Linked DNA regions of Homo sapiens: all the other regions are linked to region 1. The links are chromatin contacts, found by Hi-C or POLR2A ChIA-PET in ENCODE. All regions are on one chromosome and are shown on one strand. The core of a region is the stretch at or near the end of the contact, and the rest is flanking DNA. Distances in the headings are between cores, read along the strand shown. Region 1 overlaps CACNA1C (calcium voltage-gated channel subunit alpha1 C). Region 2 overlaps CACNA1C (calcium voltage-gated channel subunit alpha1 C). Region 3 overlaps CACNA1C (calcium voltage-gated channel subunit alpha1 C). Region 4 overlaps CACNA1C (calcium voltage-gated channel subunit alpha1 C). Region 5 holds the start of CACNA1C-IT3 (CACNA1C intronic transcript 3). Region 6 overlaps CACNA1C (calcium voltage-gated channel subunit alpha1 C).

The links. A loop is a pair of places that touch in the nucleus more often than their neighbours do. ChIA-PET counts read pairs that join two places held with the same protein, here RNA polymerase II (POLR2A). Pooled maps may share reads with other maps.
Region 2: POLR2A ChIA-PET joins it to region 1 with 20 read pairs in OCI-LY7. The contact joins two enhancer-like sites. A Hi-C loop is called at or near these places in 1 of 168 maps with a recorded cell type or tissue (left colon) and 1 of 50 pooled maps. POLR2A ChIA-PET finds 5 or more read pairs at or near these places in 2 of 52 experiments (AG04450 and OCI-LY7).
Region 3: a map of IMR-90 shows a loop between it and region 1 (6-fold over the local background). The contact joins two enhancer-like sites. A Hi-C loop is called at or near these places in 1 of 168 maps with a recorded cell type or tissue (IMR-90) and 2 of 50 pooled maps. POLR2A ChIA-PET finds 5 or more read pairs at or near these places in 1 of 52 experiments (A673).
Region 4: a loop to region 1 is called in a map of prostate gland, with 2.0 times the contacts of the local background. The contact joins two enhancer-like sites. A Hi-C loop is called at or near these places in 1 of 168 maps with a recorded cell type or tissue (prostate gland), 1 of 37 single-sample maps with no recorded cell type and 2 of 50 pooled maps.
Region 5: a loop to region 1 is called in a map of sigmoid colon, with 2.9 times the contacts of the local background. The contact joins the promoter of CACNA1C-IT3 here to the enhancer-like site in region 1. A Hi-C loop is called at or near these places in 14 of 168 maps with a recorded cell type or tissue (A673, HCT116, HL-60/S4 and 10 more), 5 of 37 single-sample maps with no recorded cell type and 22 of 50 pooled maps.
Region 6: a loop to region 1 is called in a map of ascending aorta, with 3 times the contacts of the local background. The contact joins two enhancer-like sites. A Hi-C loop is called at or near these places in 31 of 168 maps with a recorded cell type or tissue (A673, GM12878, HCT116 and 20 more), 21 of 37 single-sample maps with no recorded cell type and 28 of 50 pooled maps.

Annotation. Positions count from the first base shown.
Region 1 is chr12:2,581,844-2,584,517 of GRCh38, reverse strand. It overlaps CACNA1C (calcium voltage-gated channel subunit alpha1 C), which reads right to left. Exons shown (of 47, transcript NM_000719.7): 15 at 1,576-1,696; 16 at 1-15. Among named protein-coding and RNA genes, the nearest start is that of CACNA1C-AS2, 89 kb to the left of the region's middle. Within about 2 kb of position 1,342, at least 6 of the 41 ENCODE cell types and tissues checked have a DNase peak (open chromatin) inside an H3K27ac peak, as active enhancers do; they include ascending aorta and heart right ventricle, where a contact is called at or near this core.
Region 2 is chr12:2,083,258-2,085,931 of GRCh38, reverse strand. The region is part of intron 1 of CACNA1C (calcium voltage-gated channel subunit alpha1 C); the gene reads right to left. Among named protein-coding and RNA genes, the nearest start is that of CACNA1C, 32 kb to the right of the region's middle. Within about 2 kb of position 1,316, at least 5 of the 41 ENCODE cell types and tissues checked have a DNase peak (open chromatin) inside an H3K27ac peak, as active enhancers do.
Region 3 is chr12:2,119,062-2,121,735 of GRCh38, reverse strand. It overlaps CACNA1C (calcium voltage-gated channel subunit alpha1 C), which reads right to left. Exons shown (of 47, transcript NM_000719.7): 3 at 1,306-1,411. Among named protein-coding and RNA genes, the nearest start is that of CACNA1C, 67 kb to the right of the region's middle. Within about 2 kb of position 1,300, at least 7 of the 41 ENCODE cell types and tissues checked have a DNase peak (open chromatin) inside an H3K27ac peak, as active enhancers do.
Region 4 is chr12:2,162,349-2,165,022 of GRCh38, reverse strand. All of the region lies in intron 3 of CACNA1C (calcium voltage-gated channel subunit alpha1 C), which reads right to left. It overlaps LOC107984131 (a long non-coding RNA gene), which reads right to left. Exons shown (of 2, transcript XR_001749435.2): 2 at 1-2,674. Among named protein-coding and RNA genes, the nearest start is that of CACNA1C-AS4, 60 kb to the left of the region's middle. Within about 2 kb of position 1,295, at least 18 of the 41 ENCODE cell types and tissues checked have a DNase peak (open chromatin) inside an H3K27ac peak, as active enhancers do.
Region 5 is chr12:2,268,434-2,271,107 of GRCh38, reverse strand. CACNA1C-IT3 (CACNA1C intronic transcript 3) reads right to left here and starts at 1,332. Exons shown (of 3, transcript NR_046769.1): 1 at 1,167-1,332. All of the region lies in intron 3 of CACNA1C (calcium voltage-gated channel subunit alpha1 C), which reads right to left. RefSeq lists a silencer at 506-704.
Region 6 is chr12:2,288,334-2,291,007 of GRCh38, reverse strand. The region is part of intron 3 of CACNA1C (calcium voltage-gated channel subunit alpha1 C); the gene reads right to left. CACNA1C-IT3 (CACNA1C intronic transcript 3) reads right to left here. Exons shown (of 3, transcript NR_046769.1): 3 at 2,263-2,340. Among named protein-coding and RNA genes, the nearest start is that of CACNA1C-IT3, 20 kb to the right of the region's middle. Within about 2 kb of position 1,372, at least 7 of the 41 ENCODE cell types and tissues checked have a DNase peak (open chromatin) inside an H3K27ac peak, as active enhancers do; they include ascending aorta and heart right ventricle, where a contact is called at or near this core.

The DNA of each region.
Region 1 (2,674 bases), core at 93-2,592:
CATTCAGTAGGATATCTGTTTGTGTCCATTCTTAAAGAAAATGACCCTTGGTTTGGGGTTTTGGTGGGCACAGGGGCACGGGGGATGTGGGGCGTGCAGGGTAGAGCTCCTCAGCAGAGAGAGCTTGAGGGGGAAGCAATTTGAGGGAGTCAGACCCCAACAGTGTTCCTCCCCTCCCCTTCCTCCCCATCACCCTCCTAGCTACCTGGAGCTATCAAGAGGGATGAGAACAGGCTAGCCTGCACACTGGAGCAGGCGGGAGGGAGGCAGCAAGCCCTGCCTTGCACTTTAATTGCTGGGTTTCATGATTGCTTTCCCTGCTGAGATGACTGGCTGTAATTGACATTATAAACAGCATTGTCTCTAGCAGGATGCAGAACGCTCTTAAGAGCGGTTTATTATAACTGGGCGCTGAGGGGGTGGCTTGGTATCTCTGCCAACTCTTAATGTGAGCCTGCACCCACGAAGACCCTTGGAGGGTCCATCTGGAGCCAGCCAAGGCTTGGGAGTTCCCAGTGGAGACAGTTCTTTGCCCTTTCTCCTCCCCACTCCACCAACAGAAACACTGTGGGTCAGAGAACTGCAGAATCAACGAAAGCATAGCTGGAAGGGGGCTTTAAGTCTGTGAAGTCTGACCCCCGGCCCCAGGCACCCAGACATTCATATCATTTCACACACAGGGAAGCCGCAGCAACCCAGGCTGGGGAAGAGGGGCTTTGTCCAGGGTGGCTTCTGAATGTGGCAGAGGCCTTGCATGCATGATCCCATGAAAACTCCCAACGACCCTTTATGTAGTAGGTTCTATGATTCCATTGCCACATTTTACAGACACTGAGGTAGAGGACCTTCAATCTGCAAGAGGTCATCCAGCTGGGAAAAGAGGAAACCTTGTCTGCAGGCTTCCATGACTGTGTTTTCTGCACTGCCTTAGCTGGGACTTGGCCCAGAGCTGTTCCTATGTTACCCCTGGCTCTGGACGTGACTCTCTCGGGGTTATGAGCTGGGGAAGAGAAGCAGCACCCGTGGCTTGTGCCCTGGAAACCTGCCCCAGCCGGGATCAGGAAGGAGCTTTTGGGGCTGTTTGAAGTCTGTGCAGCTCTGCCCGTGACTAAAGTCCTGGAGAGCAGCATCAGAGAGAGGGCTGCTGACCAAAAAGCAGGAGGAGAGCTGAAGGTCACTTGAAGGACAACGGCTCATCCTCCCTCCCGGAGCGTCCCGCCTCTGAGCAGACGCCGCGGCCCCAGGGCAGCCGGCCCGCTCCCGCGCGTCCCTATCGCAGGCGGTGTGAGTGGCCGCACACGCCGCAACGCCAGGGGGCGCCGCTCACCCAGATTACGGCGACAGCCCGCCCGGAGCGCGGCGCCGCTGCGGGCCCGGAGGGTTCAGGAAGGTGAACCTCACCCATGCCAAAGCTGCAGGTTTCCACCCAGACCCACCTCCGCCGCCATGGGGTTCTAGGCTGGGTGGTGTGAGCCCGAGCAGGACCGCCCGGACCTGAGGGGCGTGCCCGTTTGGCACTGTGCTGCAGGCTGGGGGCTGGGGGCCGCAGGGGTGGGGGGCAGCAGCAAAGGATACAGTTTCCACAGATGAAGAGGATGATGAAGTAAATACAGACTAACATCCCTGGAAAAGAGGGGCCGCCATAAGCCATGATCCCATCATACATCACCGAATTCCAGTCCTCCCCGGTCAGGATCTGAATGACACATTCCCACCAATAAGGGACACAGCGTTAGACCAACAGCAAACCCAAAACCACCCTGCCCTGCCCCACTACGTCAACAAAATTGTCCAAAATTTCCCTTTCACTTCTTTCCCTCCTCCTGGCCCCCAATTCTCCTCCCCAGGGGCTCTGAGCTATTGAACTGTCCTTAGACAAAATGCCTGGCTATTGGCATAATATTATTTGAAGGGTGACTAAAAGGGCTTTTTGGCCCAAAGATCTCTGACTTTCCCCACACATGCTTGAGCTGACCGTCAGCCATTCCTGGGGGTAAGGCGTCAGGACCCTTTTGCAGTTGTGTGTTTGCTGAGACAGCCACAGGCTACACCAGCTTTCCCCAAACATTCGTCACTGGGGCATCATCTTCAAGACTTTGACAACATCTACATGTGATTCATTTTTACCTCTCAATCGATCTGCTTTTAAACTTAAATAGATGCCACTTTGAGTTTGCCCTAAGCCAAAATATCTATGAAATCACAAATTTGATGGGCTAGTAATATTTTTTTCAAGAGACAAGCATGGTAGGAAAGCCAGGGTTTCGTCACCCTCCCCTCCCCCAGTAAGAGCAGTCTGCTTTTCTTTATGTTTTGGGCTTTCATGGAGAATTTAAGTAAAGGATTCCATGGATAAGAACGATTTTTTTTTTTTTTATTTGAGACGGAGTCTTGCTCCGTCACCTAGGCTAGAGTGTGCAGTGGTGCAATCTTGGCTCACTGCAACCTCTGCCTCCTGGGTTCAAGAGATTCTCCTGAGAAGGCATTTTTAAACCACTTATATTGTTTCCCCTAATGGTCCACCCACTAGTGGAATTCCATGGCAGATGGGGACAGGGAAACTACAGAAAAAACTCAAGACTCTCCCGGGCATGGGCTCTCCAGGGCTGATCTAGGATGGCTGTGGCTGCCCGGTAAAAGGGTGCAGCTTCCCACACTCCTCCCACCACCCCGC
Region 2 (2,674 bases), core at 67-2,566, 500 kb after region 1:
TCCAAAGCATGAATTTACATGCTGCAGTTGGGAACCAGCAGTAGACAGTACATCTGAAGTGTAGGGTTGGTAGAAGAAACAGTAAAAGCTGAGAACAGTAAGACGATGCAGGACCACCTATCATTTACAGTGGACAGGGTGCTAGCAAAGGCCTCAGTGCAGTACACTGACATAATCTGAGTGAGGCTTTTGTTTCCTGGTGACACAGTACAGGATGAGGGCTAGAAGGAGTCAGGCCAGGAGTACAGAATCTAGTTAGAAGGTTCTTACAGTTGTATAGGCAAGACGGATCAGAGTCCGAGGGGTGTATTATGAGGTATTAAGGAGGTAGAATCTCTTAGAACAGCTAAGGGTATTTATAATTACCCCACTCAATTGAATTAGCTGTGGAGTGAGAAGAAAGCAAAAGCACTGAGAATGGCTTCCAGGTACCTGGCTTGGCCAACTTGGTGGCACCAAGTTGATCACAGAAAGAGAAGAAGGTTTCAGAGGACGTGGAGATAGTGCATTTACTTTGAAAAATTAAAACATTCTGCAGCTATTCAATTAAAAAATTAAAAATGTAAAAGAGACAGATATCTGGGCTGAAAAGGTAAATTTGAAAGTCATAATCCTACCAATGGTGGTTCAATAATGGAAAAGGTTGACATTGCCTTAAAAAATGAGAAGTAGAAGAGTCTGAAAATAGAACTCACATCACCAGTGTGATTAATACACTCAGGAGGGTCTGCAGTTGGCTGATCCAGAGATGCACTGATGATTGACACATTCATAGGTGCACTGATTCTATGCACAGATGCCTAGGGATTGACTCACTGATACATTTACCCTGGGAGGTCTCTACTGATGTGACCCAAGGCTCTGTCTTTGGCTCTAGCCTTTTGAACACTAAATTAAAAAGTTGGATGAAGACAAATTTGCCAAATGTGCTGCTGACACAAATCTGGGAGGAATAGCTAGTAAATTGGAAGTTTCAGTCAGAATAAAAATGACCTCAACAAGCTGAAACTATGGTCCACACTAACGAGATGAAATAGAATAAGCACAATGTAAAGGACTATACTTAGATGAAAAAATTCACTGCATAAACATAGGGTAGGTGGAACCCTGGCTTGCCTTATCAGCAATTTATATGACAAGGACCCTAGGGATTTTAGTAGGCTACGACTCAATATGAGTCAACAGTAGAGCACAGCTGCCAAAAAGGCAAACGCAATCTTTACTTCTTCCTTAATCTGCATTCAGAGCTCTGAATCAGGGACATAGCAGGCTGAGCACTCCATCCAAGTCGGCACACAGCTGAAGCCCTGTGTCCCTTCTGGGGAACAGACTGCAAGAGGAACACTGGCAAGTAGAAGCTGACCAGCAGAGGTGGGGCAAGAGGGAGAGGAATGAAGCCACGGGAGAACGTGGGTAAAGAAAGTGGGGACAAGAAGTCTGGAAAATATGCTTGGAAGAAACATAATAGTCTGCTTCAAAAATCTGGAGGGCTATAAGAAAATGAAGTAAATATATTTTGTTTGCTCCAGATGGAGGACTCAAGCTTGATGAGCAGAAGTTATAGGATGGTAGATTTCCACTTAATATAAAAAAGAACACTCAAAAGATAATGGCTGTTTAACATTTGAATGGCTGCGTGTTGAAGTTAGTGAGGTCCCCTTCCCTGGAACTATCCAAGTAGAAACTAGATGACCACTTGTTGAGAATGCTAAAGACAGGCCTGCCCTGGGTGGGGAGTTGGGCTAGATCAGTCATCCCCAAGCTGGATTTCAAGGACAACTAACAACACCTTTTCAAATTTGACTATGTGAAAAGTTTTTCAAAAATCAACTATCACCATCATCACACAAAAGAAGAGACATTTTAATACCAAAGAGGAGGACAGATATACTATCAGCATTTTAAAATCCTTTATATATATAGAATAATTTAATTTTATGAAAACAACACACCTAATTTTTCTAACTCTGTGAAAGCCAGAGGAAACATTAGTCATGATTCCACTTGTTTTATTCAGTGTTTTATTCCCAGTGCCTCGTGTTTAGTAGGAACTCAATAAATATTTGCTCAATGAATGATCCAATGAATACATGCATTTAATATATAAAGCACTGGCTTCCACAGAGTCAAATGGCTTCTCCCCCTCATCATTCATCAGTATTTATTGACAGCTCTTGTGGTTCTTGGCACTGAAATATGGCAGAGCAAGGGCCATTAACTTCCCACAAAACATCCTCCAAGCACTGAGAGTAGCAATGCCTTACATTTGTATTGTTTTAAAGTTTACACAGCATTTTCTTCAGTATCATAAATTCTCTTTACAATGTGGAGACAAATATCACCAATCTACAGCTGGGGAAACTGAGGATCAAAGACTCTCCCAAGAGCACAACCTGAGATGGCTGGGTGAATCACAGCATAAACCCAGCTTCTCCAATGGCAAGGTACATGCTGTTTCCACCCACCTCAACTGTGTCCCTAAGAAAGGGATAGCCTGATCCTCTGGCACACCCCTGGGAGAGTCGAAATGCTCTTGGCCACCAAAACACAGGACACAGTCCTCAACAACACAGGCTGCCTGGCAATGCTGGGATCTACGGCCAGGGCCTCTTTGGGGGAAAAGGAGAAATTGGAGGAGTCCATGGCTTCCATCAGCAGCAAGCCAAGAGCCTTT
Region 3 (2,674 bases), core at 51-2,550, 460 kb after region 1:
GACACTTTGGCTTGTATTTATTTTGACACAGTAAAGATTTCTTGCCCCTTAAGAGATGAGGTCACGCTTCGGATGGCCTCACGGACGGCGGCCGATGCTCTGCCTTCCGACTCTGGCCATGCCATCACTCAGTGGTGTGCCCAGCTTTGAAATTTTTGGAGCCTGTCCCCAACAAAGGGCCCCAAGCCGAGCCACAAGACACCACAGCCCGCAGGCGGTGAACACCTTACCTGCTATGCATCAGCGGTTACCTGAAAAAACTGGGGCGACAGCTGAGAAGTTAAAACGTGCATCATATTTTTTTTTGCTGAAAGGGCCCAAGAAAATGTCAAAGGTTACAAAATACAAGAACCACCCTGTGATGGCATCAGCCCAGCAGCTGTGGAAAGGAGAATCCTATAAGCTGCCTGCTTCTTTTAAAAACCATCTCATTGGACGGTTCCATCTCAGTAATTAAAGGAAGGTACTGACGGCAGGGGAAAGACGGTGGCTCTGATGACCAAACACGCCATGTGGAAATCACGTGGAGAGTGACGGTGTCTCTGCAATGGAGGGGGAGAAAGAGACGGGATTTTCCCTGCATGCCTTTTGCAGAGGCATCCTGGAGTGCCCCAATTTTGCCAACTGCATTCCAGAGCTCTTTTCCTCACATGCCCAGATGGAGCAAAAGTCTTTGTAATGACTTCAAGCTCAGCCAAAAGTAAACACACTCTCCACTTTTTCCATGGACCAATTCTAACCCCAAATTGCCAGAGCTGGCCCCTCAACAATCCAAATGGAAAGCCGCCTTTCCCAATAAAATAAGGCCCTTCTAACTCAATAATACATGTTGGCTGCAAAAGCAAATGTTCCTAAAAGCTTCCTAGAAATTATTTATCGTGCAGCAACACTCCAGATCACCTGAGCAAACCCCACCAATGGAACAAAGACATTCAAAGGAAATACAACACAATCCAAGAACAGATGTTCGCTGCAGCGAACACCTGCACTCACAACTTTTGCAGCACATTTTGTAGCAGTCACGGGATTTGCTACTAAACACACACACACACACACACACACACACACACACACACACAGAGCTCACCACCACCTAACTGGAATATTCTTTTGGAAAACAGGCCGGAATGAGACAGGTGCTGATTTGAATAAAGAGTAAAACAGCACTCGGGATGTGAGCTCTGCAGGGCTCCTGCACATGCCAAACACACGTCTCACTTCTCTCCCACATTCCATGCATCTATGTGATCTGAACGCAGTTCTCCATCGAGTGAAAAAGCAGAGACTTGAGGATGGTGGACTTACCAGGTTGGAATTGGTGGCGTTGGAATCATCTTCTGGAAAGGGAATATAGATCGCTAAGGCCACACAATTGGCAAAAATAGTCAGTAAAATAATTATTTCAAATGGTCTGAGAAAGGGAGTCAAGGAAGTTAATGCCACAGAAAGTACAAGTGAAACAAACATAATCTACATATTTTTTAAAATGAATCAAAGATTCATAAGAATTTTGTTTAAACAATGCATTCCAAGCCCCTTGTATTCTGAAAAGAAACATATGCCTTTTTAAGTGCTTCTAGTGGGTCCCCGCCAAAATTTTCCCTAATATGTCAAAAGCAGTGGAGGCCAGTCGCGTGCCAGAGTAAACACAGATTTCTAAAAACTTGTTCCCCTCCTTTCATTTATTTAGATTGCATTGGTCTTCATTCTCCCCAATGTGTGCCTGAGGTTGCCTCTAAAGAGCATGGCCTGCGCCAAGCACCCCGTTTCTTCACAGTTTATGCCGAACGGCCTGTGGGCCCACGCCCACCTGGAACGGGGGACATGGGTGGAACAGGATTCCAAGACAGAGAGACTTTCTCTGGGTTTCATTGAAATTTGGAGATTTTATTTTTAATCTTTTAAACTAAGGTTAAGAGTGGTTTCCATTTCTTCTCTCTCATTCTCTGGCAGGTTCCAGAGATCCTGAAGACCCCCAAGAGTACGGCAGGGGGTCCGTCCTGAGTGTAGGGAAGGAAAGCTGTCTCCTCTTTAAGGCTGAGTCTCACAGACAGCATAGAAACCCCTCTGGTCTGCAGAGGTCCCGCTTCAGCAGGCAAAGCTTTGATTCCAAGGCCTCCTGATTTTTCCTTGGTGTGTGCTGGGCTCTAGTGGGACAGCCCAAGGTTCCCTCACCAGTAGTAGTGCAGGCAGAGGTTCCCATGCCCTGACTTCTTCATCACATTTTCAGGGCAGGACACGCTCTCAAGAGAAAAATGAGCTAATGTGATAATACCCCTTCCGACGGGACCACCCCACACCCTCCATGGAAGGCCAGCAAGGGGAAGCTTCCCAGGAAGGGCCCGTCTATGCTCTTCCAGCTCCACTCCCACCTACCCCGCTCCCACTGCCAAGTTTGCAGCCCAGTTCATGGAGTCTCACAGGAGGAGGAGGAGGAAGACAGAGAGGGGTGGAGATCCGGGGTGAAGGGACCACCATAATTCTCTCAGGGAAATCCATACTCACAAAGTTAGTGAATATTGAGGCAGAAAGAGACCTTAGAGATGATCTAGTCTAACCCTCTGAGGCCCAGAGAGCCTGAGGAACTTTCCCAAGGCCCCACAGCAAGTTAATGACCAGCTGAGACTAGAGCCCGGATTTCCCGATCACCAAGTCCAGTGTTCACTCCCCTGCC
Region 4 (2,674 bases), core at 46-2,545, 420 kb after region 1:
TCATTACACTGCTTATGAAAATGATAAAGGCACTGTCTTAAAATGCAACCAATAGTTTACAAGTCAGAAAATGCTCACCAAAGGACTAGAAAACACACCCCTCTGCTTCTTTCCCCTCCCCACTTCAATGACGATGACTGCCACCATTGAGTGAGCTCTGACACTGTGTGTGCGCCATACCTGTATTATCTCACATATTCCTCCATTGCCTTGTGAGACTGGCATTAACTCCATGTTTCTGAAAAGAAAGTGGTACTTAACAAGGTGACTTGCTCAAGGCCACACAACTATTAAGTGGTAGGGCTAAGACTGAAACCCAAGTTTGTCTGATTCCCCAGTCTCTGCTTCTAAACACTACTCAACACTCCCTCATTCTCTTTTGTGACCTTCCTGATATTATGAAGACAAGTTTTTAAGTTACATTCAGGCAAATCAGAGGTGCGGGTGATAAGCCACAACAGCTTACCAGGCTGCAATATGGGGAGCAGAGAGAGACAGGTAAAGGCAATGAGCATCTCTTCGGCTTAGTCTACAATTAGTTCCAGAACTTTGAATTTGAAATGGACCTTAAAGATCATCCAGTTCAACTCTCATTTTACAGATATGGACTGAGCAACCCAGAGAGGCAAAGGGATTTGCCCTGGCAACAAAACCTGGTCTCTGGGTTCCCAGGTCTCCATGTTTTCTACGCCCTCCACAATGCCTCATTCAGTGAACCGTCAGCCTTCATGTGTACCCAGCACAGCCAGGCACTGTGAGAGAGGAAGGAAAGCAGACCCAGTGTCTGGCCCCAAAGAACACAGTCAGGATTATTGTCCATGAAGCAGTCATAAAATGGTGCAAGGGGATATTCTTAAAAGCCCCAACATGGATGACAAACAATGAGGTCACATACATTCTGGGAATGGAGACTCCGTGAAAGGAGCAGGGTCTTGCAGCAAGGAGGGTTTAGATAGAGGAGGGGAGGGAGGAAGCCCACTCCAGGCCCTAGGGATAGAAGAAGCCACGGCAAGGTGGCGGGCAGCTTGGTTTTCCAATTACGCAGCCAAACCTAAAGAAAGAAAGAGACGTCACTTTTGGTATCTACTCCACACGGGAACGTGAACTTTTTACTCCAGCTGGGTTATGGGACCCAGAGCCCGAGAAGCCAGCCTCGGATGCAGGTGGCTCCAGTTATGTTTTAGATCAGCCACAAATAGCCCTTGCTTTGTACAGGGCCGTGACCCCGCCGAGCCATCATCATCACTGGAATGCCTCAGAGGCCAAGGGAAACACATGCAGCCGCCAGAGCCGCTGCAAAATCGATCCAAAATCCAGGGAGCGGGGGAGGAGGGCCTGACTCAGCCATGGTCAACTCGCCTGCCAAAGTCTTCTGGCACCTGGACCATGCTGGAAGACGCTTCTGGATCCCATTCTTTCTGTGAACCTTCACCACTGAAAGCCATTTTCCTTACCCCCACTAGAAAACAGAAAAGTGTACCCAGGATGTACCCACCAGGGGGTGGTAAGAAAAGTCACACATCTTGTTCCTAGGCTATCAATAGCAGGGTGGAAGAAGCATCACAGATGACAGAAAAAAAAAAGGAGCGCTGGGTGTGGAGTCCAAAGATTACACCCTGCCTTGGCCATTTACTTACTGTATGAACCTGGCCTGGTGCCCAAGCCATTCCAGCATCCGCTTCCTTATCTTTGAAGTGAGAATACGAATACTGCCTACGTCACAAGGCTGTTGTGAGGCTCAAATGATGGATGAGAAAATGCACTGTCAATTTTAAAGCATTATACACATTTCAGTGGTCACTTTTTTTTTTTTTTTTTTGAGATGGAATTTCACTCTTGTTGCCCAGACTAGAGTGCAATGGCGTGATCTCGGCTCGGCTCACGGTAGCCCCTGCCTCCTGGGTTCAAGTGATTCTCCTGCCTCAGCCTCCCAAGTAGCTGGAATTACAAGCATGCACCACCACGCCTGGCTAATTTTGTATTTTTAGTAGAGATGGGGTTTCTCCATATTGGTCAGGCTGGTCTCGAACTCCAGTCAGTGGTCATATTTTCCATCAGGGAAGGCATATCCGTGGGTTTTCCATGTGCATGGGCAAATGAGGGGCAGAGATTATTCTAGTTTTAATGAAGACGTTCAAGAAGGCAATGGCTTTGTGCTGGTTCTCAATGGAGTGGTTCACAAAAGTATACCAACAAGGAAATTTCATCTCAGCAAAGTTCTCTGTTTAGGGCATGGATGTCAATCTGGAAACGGCAAAGCCACTACTGATGGTAACATCACTATGGGCCAGGCAGTGTCCCAGGGGTTTTGTATTCATCATCTCCAACTCTTCTTGTCAGGAAGGCAATTTCTCCCCCAGGCCTACTGTTCACCCCTCTGCTATTCACGGGGGCACGTCCTTTCCTCTCTCTGCCCCGTCTCTAGGTCTCCCTGTAGAAGGAGTAGCTATTATAACTAGTTACTCTCAGGGACATTCAGTGGGCAGGCTTACTGTGCCTCAAAGACACGGCCTCCTCCTTCTTTTATTTATTTTTTGTTTTGTGGCTGATAAGAAAAAATGGACCACTGCCCTCTGAACTTTGCTTGCTATTTCCCCCAACTTTCTCTTGTACCCTCAGCCTCCATGTGGAAGGCAAACGGGGCAGACTTGTTTCCCTAGACACAAAATCAGCA
Region 5 (2,674 bases), core at 83-2,582, 310 kb after region 1:
GGTGACAGAGCCTATCGGGCCCAGGACCCTGTGGGACTCAGAAGAGGAAGAGACAGCTGGATGCGAAAGAAAAGTGTCTGCCATTACCCCAAACAGATCCACGTTGTCCTAGAGAGCAAGCAACAGGCCACCAGCCCTCGGCAAAGGGAGTGTCTAGACACCCTTCATCTCCCCTTTCATGCTTACTTCACCCACACCCCCCACCACCATCCAGCCCCTCCAGCCTGGCCAGAGAGGGGAATGGCTGTCTGTGCCAGCACTTGCTAATGATTTCATGTGCTCTCCCCGCAGGTGGAGTAAGACTTCACCCAAAAGAAGAATTGGAATAGTGGCAATACAGACATTGTGGCATCAGGATGGAGGTGACATTTGAGGACCACGAGCCCTACTTAAGACATCCCATGGCCAAGCTTAAACCAGAAAGGGAGTCCAATGACCTTCCACTCCTGCTTCCTCCATCCTGGCCTCCTGAGTTCCTGTCTGGCTGGGTGGCATGGCCGTGGGCTCTCTATACCGTAGAGGGTTCCATCACCACGTCTGGAGTGCTGTGGCCCCCACTCAAAGAGACTACTCGTGTTCTCTCACTGGAGAACTCAGGCCACTCAGCAAGACGGTTGCCTTGACCAATTCAAAAGCCTCAAAACATTGACATGAGGGGTCACTGAGTACGGCATTCTGGAAAGTGTAAGGCACTCCAGGTGTGGAGGGTTGAAGTGATTCAAGACAACTGCTCATAAAAGAATCAGGCCCTGCCCTCAAAAAGCTGACATTTCACAGAGAAGGAGGGTGTATGGGAGACATTTCAGAATTTCATTACAGCTGGCTCAAGGTAGTTTGCAAGGTAAACACACTAGTCTTGACGATGGAATACTTTAAGAGTCAGTAATAGCTTTCGAAGCTCGCCTTCTCAGGACGAGCCTTCTAGAGTTGGCTAAACAAGACAAATATTACAAATGAGCTCCAGCTCCCTGCTGGCTCCCCTAGACCCCTTCCACCCTCTGTTCCCTGACCCCGTGCCCTGGAAGCTTGGTGCATGGGGACTGCTTGAGGTGCCCGGCTCCCTGGCCCTCCAGCTTCAGGTTGGTTTGGCCAATGAGCAGTGTCAATAAGAGAGTGGAGATGGGAGGACAGAGAAGGCAGGGTGTTTTCTTTCCATGTCCCCCTACCTTGGTGTCTTGGTCCTGGCAGTGACAACATCCTTCCATGACTATGGTTTCTCCCTCATGGTCCTCCTCCCAGCTACAGCTCCCACCAGGCCCCCCAAACAGTATTTTCTCCCCTTCCTCCTCAGGCCCTAGGGTGATGACAGCTTCCCTCTAAGTTTAGCCCTGGGTGCCTCAATATCCCTTGCTGGTCTCCTTACCCCTCCATAAATATGCCCCTCAAGAAACTCTGTTCCGTTGAACCATCTGTGTAGAATTCTGTTTCCTATTATGATGCCAACTGAACACTCGGTACCCATTCTTTGTCCGTAGTCAAGGACAGCTTATACAGAAAACACAAAGCTTCCATGGTTAGAAGCTGGTTCCTGGCTTCCATGAGTGGCTGTACCCAAACCTGTCCTAAGTAGATAATCACCATTCTCGTTTTTCAAATTCTCCACAAAGACTGTACGACTGTACATCTATGTTATCTAGAGGGCTGTGTATGATTTTGAATCCAGAACCCAGGGGCTCAGAATTCCTCCACCCTAAACCTTCCTTCATCAGGAACTTCACTGTCACTCCCATCAGTAGAGAAGAGACAGTCTCAAAGTTCATTGAGCCCATCCCCTTAAGCACATACACAGATAGCAGAATTTAGGCAGGTTTAACCTAGGTGATTTCTTTCAGCCGGTCTATAAATCAAGAACTAATTCCCATGACTCCCTCCTGGCTCTAGAATGAGCATTCCCTCCCGGACTCCTTGGAATGTCTTTTGCATATTGAAGTCATTTTCCTCATTGCTCACCCTTCCCTGAGTAGACGCGGAGGCATTTTGTAACTGTCAGTGTTTTGACAAAGCATGAGTATTTAATCATGTGCCCGCTACTCCCTGTAACCCACACGGCACACAGGCTTGCTGGTACCTGCTGCCAGGGCAGGACAGTGGGCAGAGAGCCGGCAAGCACCCAAGACATCCGACCCTGGGCAGGGGGTGGGGACAAAGCCAAGGAGGTAAGACTCTCCCTTTCACAAGATGCTCAGAGTCTGCCCAAGGCCGAGTCTGTCTTCCATTCCACTTCAGGAAGGGAATGCTCAGCCCGGAATGAACAGCACCAAGATTAACTGGGACAGAAAGGACCATCTCGTTCTATCCCTTGCCTCTTCCGGAACTAAATCATCTTTGGCAGATGGTGTTTCTAGCCACAGTCTCCCGGGGAACCTCCCCCAGCGCCTAGCAACCTTCAGCATTGGGGAGCCCTTCCCGTGGTTTGGTCTAAATGCCCACGATGCTCCCAGGCTCAGGGGTCCACACTCCTCTGTCCATTAGGGTCCCTCAGAGGAACCCTCCCCCCAGGACACCACAGGTCCAACTGTTCCCTCGCTGGGAGCCCTTGGCCATCCCACCATGGGGCGAATGTGACCTCCCACTCCAGCCAACACTCCCCACACCCCCAGCCTGCCCAGGAGCATTTGCTTTTCAAAACTTCCCTTTCTTAAAAAAGACACAATTTTCCAAAGCCCAGGGAGTT
Region 6 (2,674 bases), core at 123-2,622, 290 kb after region 1:
ATCCAGTCTACATAGCTCCAACATCCATGCTGTAAACCCCCTGATATCACTTTGAAGCTGCTGATTCAGACAATACATTTGAGGAAGCCACAGAAGGGCTATTTTAGAGCAGTCCAGACAGCATCCCTAGGTCCCCAAGATCCTGAAATGACTGCCAAGGATACTGGGAATTCCATTCCTGGAACACGTCTCAGATCCCTGGGAGACCTACCTCCCCTCCAGAGGTTACCATTCCACGCTGGTAGGAGTCCTTGACTCCTTTTCTCATCTCTAAGACACAGAGTGGAGCAGCCCTGGAGGCAGCAGGAGGGATTCTGGGTAGAGCAGCCCCGAGTGTATGTCTCTAATAAAGCCAGGTACAAGCTCCTCGGCTCACTGTCCATGGACAGTACAATTAATCACGTTTCCACTGCCACCTTCCCACCCAGCCTCGTGGTCATCTTCCAGAGTCTGCCTGGTTAGGAAAGGAAGTCCTTTGTCACAGATCATTTCTTTCTCCCCAAGAGGGCATTTTTTCTGCCCCCAACCAGCACTAATCCCTCATTCTTATACATATCCTCCAACATATCTGCTCCAAGATTTCTGTTGTGGGACTGCCACCCTGCAGGGCTGCCCAGAGGGAGTCAACACCATTGTCTCTGAAAACACGCCCCTGCCCAGCTGAGCCCAGGGAGGCCCAGAGGACAGTGCCCCAGCACTGCCACTTTCCTGATGCCCTTTATCATACCCTGCCCCCAATCCCCAATTGCCTTGACATCTGTGAAGCAAGGCAGGCGCTGGCCAGGAGGCTCTCTCTGATGCTGGCTCTCCACCTGTCCATGCTTACCACCTGTGGACTCCAGCTCTGCCGGGCCAATTAAAACATTGAATCTTCAGAGCGAGGGCAGTTTGGCCATAAATGCCCAGGAACTTCCCCTGAATCGCTTCATTTTTCCAAAGGGGAGGTAAAGTCAAAGAAATACTAATCTGGGAGTCAGAAAAGCAGAATTCCACCCAAGCTTTATTACTAACTAGCTGTGCGATTTTGGACAGGTTCTTTAACTTCTCTCCTTCAGCATCTGCATGTGTAAAGCAGAAGAATTAGGCCAGGTGATCCTCCAAGTGCAAATATTCAGTGATTCTATGTGACTTGACGCGAATTTCCTCTTATCAGAAGGGTAACTTGAGCTAAGTGAATGTGAACATGTAAATGGCAAAATAGGGAAGCTGTTCTGACCACTTGGGATCCTAAAAAGTCACTTAAGAACTAGGTGTCCCCGGTGTGTACCCATCGGCAGCTTGGATCATTGCCCATATGGCACTGATACACTGATCACGTAACGCCTGGTTTAATCCATGTTCTCCAGTGGCACACAAGTCTCGGTGAGGGCGTCGTGCCTTTATCTCACCCACCGCTGTATCCCCAGTCCCTAGTACCACCAGCACAGTGTAGGCACTCAATAAATATTTGTGGCATGAATGAATTTCCACTGTACAAATCTGATTTCCTGACTATACCGGAGACCAGGCAGCAAGCACACATTTAATAGACTCTGCAGCTCTTCTCTATCTCTTCCCCGTAGATTTCCACAGGAAAATGGGCTTCTGATGGTTCTAAAAGTGAGTTTTGTCCAGCAGGGTTGCCTCTGGAGGTGGCTAGTTTCCCTCCTCCATCCACCCCCTCCCCAGGCAGTGAAGGAAATTCAGGATGACTATTGGGCATAGTGCCTCAAAAGCCACATCCACTCAAAGACACACAATTTGCTGCTGGGCCATGGGCTCTTTTTTCCCACCTGCTCCTTTTTGGCATGTGCCTCGACTCTCATACCCTCCCTCTGTACTGTCTGCACCCCCTGACACTGCAGGAGAGAAGACCCAGCATTTTTCAGGAAGCTTGGCTCCTGCTGGCTCTGCTAACCACCTGAGGGCATATCTTCCCCATATGGGATGCATTTGGTGCATAATTAGTCAAAGGCATCCGATTTCAATGAAGCCCTAGTTCTCCCAGCTTGGTCCACAGTGCACGAGAGAACCCTCTTAACCCGACCGGCAGCCTGACAGCTTGGCATTTCTGTATCTTTAAAGGCAGGCTGAGTTGGAGAACAGACTTTTAATTAAAATTTACCTTCCTATACATGTGTTGCCCCACCATTTACATTGTAATTTTCAGGTCACACATGCATATTAGTGCTACCTTTTGGGTGCTGGCAGTGGCAGCTCTACTGATGAAGGCTACACTGCAGGATCCATTGACTGGGGCTGCCAGAGCCACTGGGTAGCTGGCATCCCGCAGCAGGGTGATTAATCTGTATGTTCTTCCTCATAGCTGTTGTAGATACAAGCATGGGGCGGTGGGTGGTCCTGAGGGAAAACAGACAGAAGGGAGGCACAGACCCACCACGGACACACAATACAAAATGCAAGGGCACCTTCTCAGCCCCGCAGCCAAACTGGGTGGAAAGGGCCACTCCTCAAGACCCTGGAAAAACAGACCCCATCAAGGAACACAAACCCATTAATGGACAAGCTGACTCAGAGGGAAAATGGGGTTGCAAACACCTTTGATGGGGAGAGGCGGAAAAGCACTTCTGGGGTGCAATCAACCTATTTCAGGGCAACTGACCATGCTTTCTAGGTTGCCAAGGCCAGCTGGTTGATTGGTTCCTGAACTGTCCAGGAAGGCAGAATCTGCGCA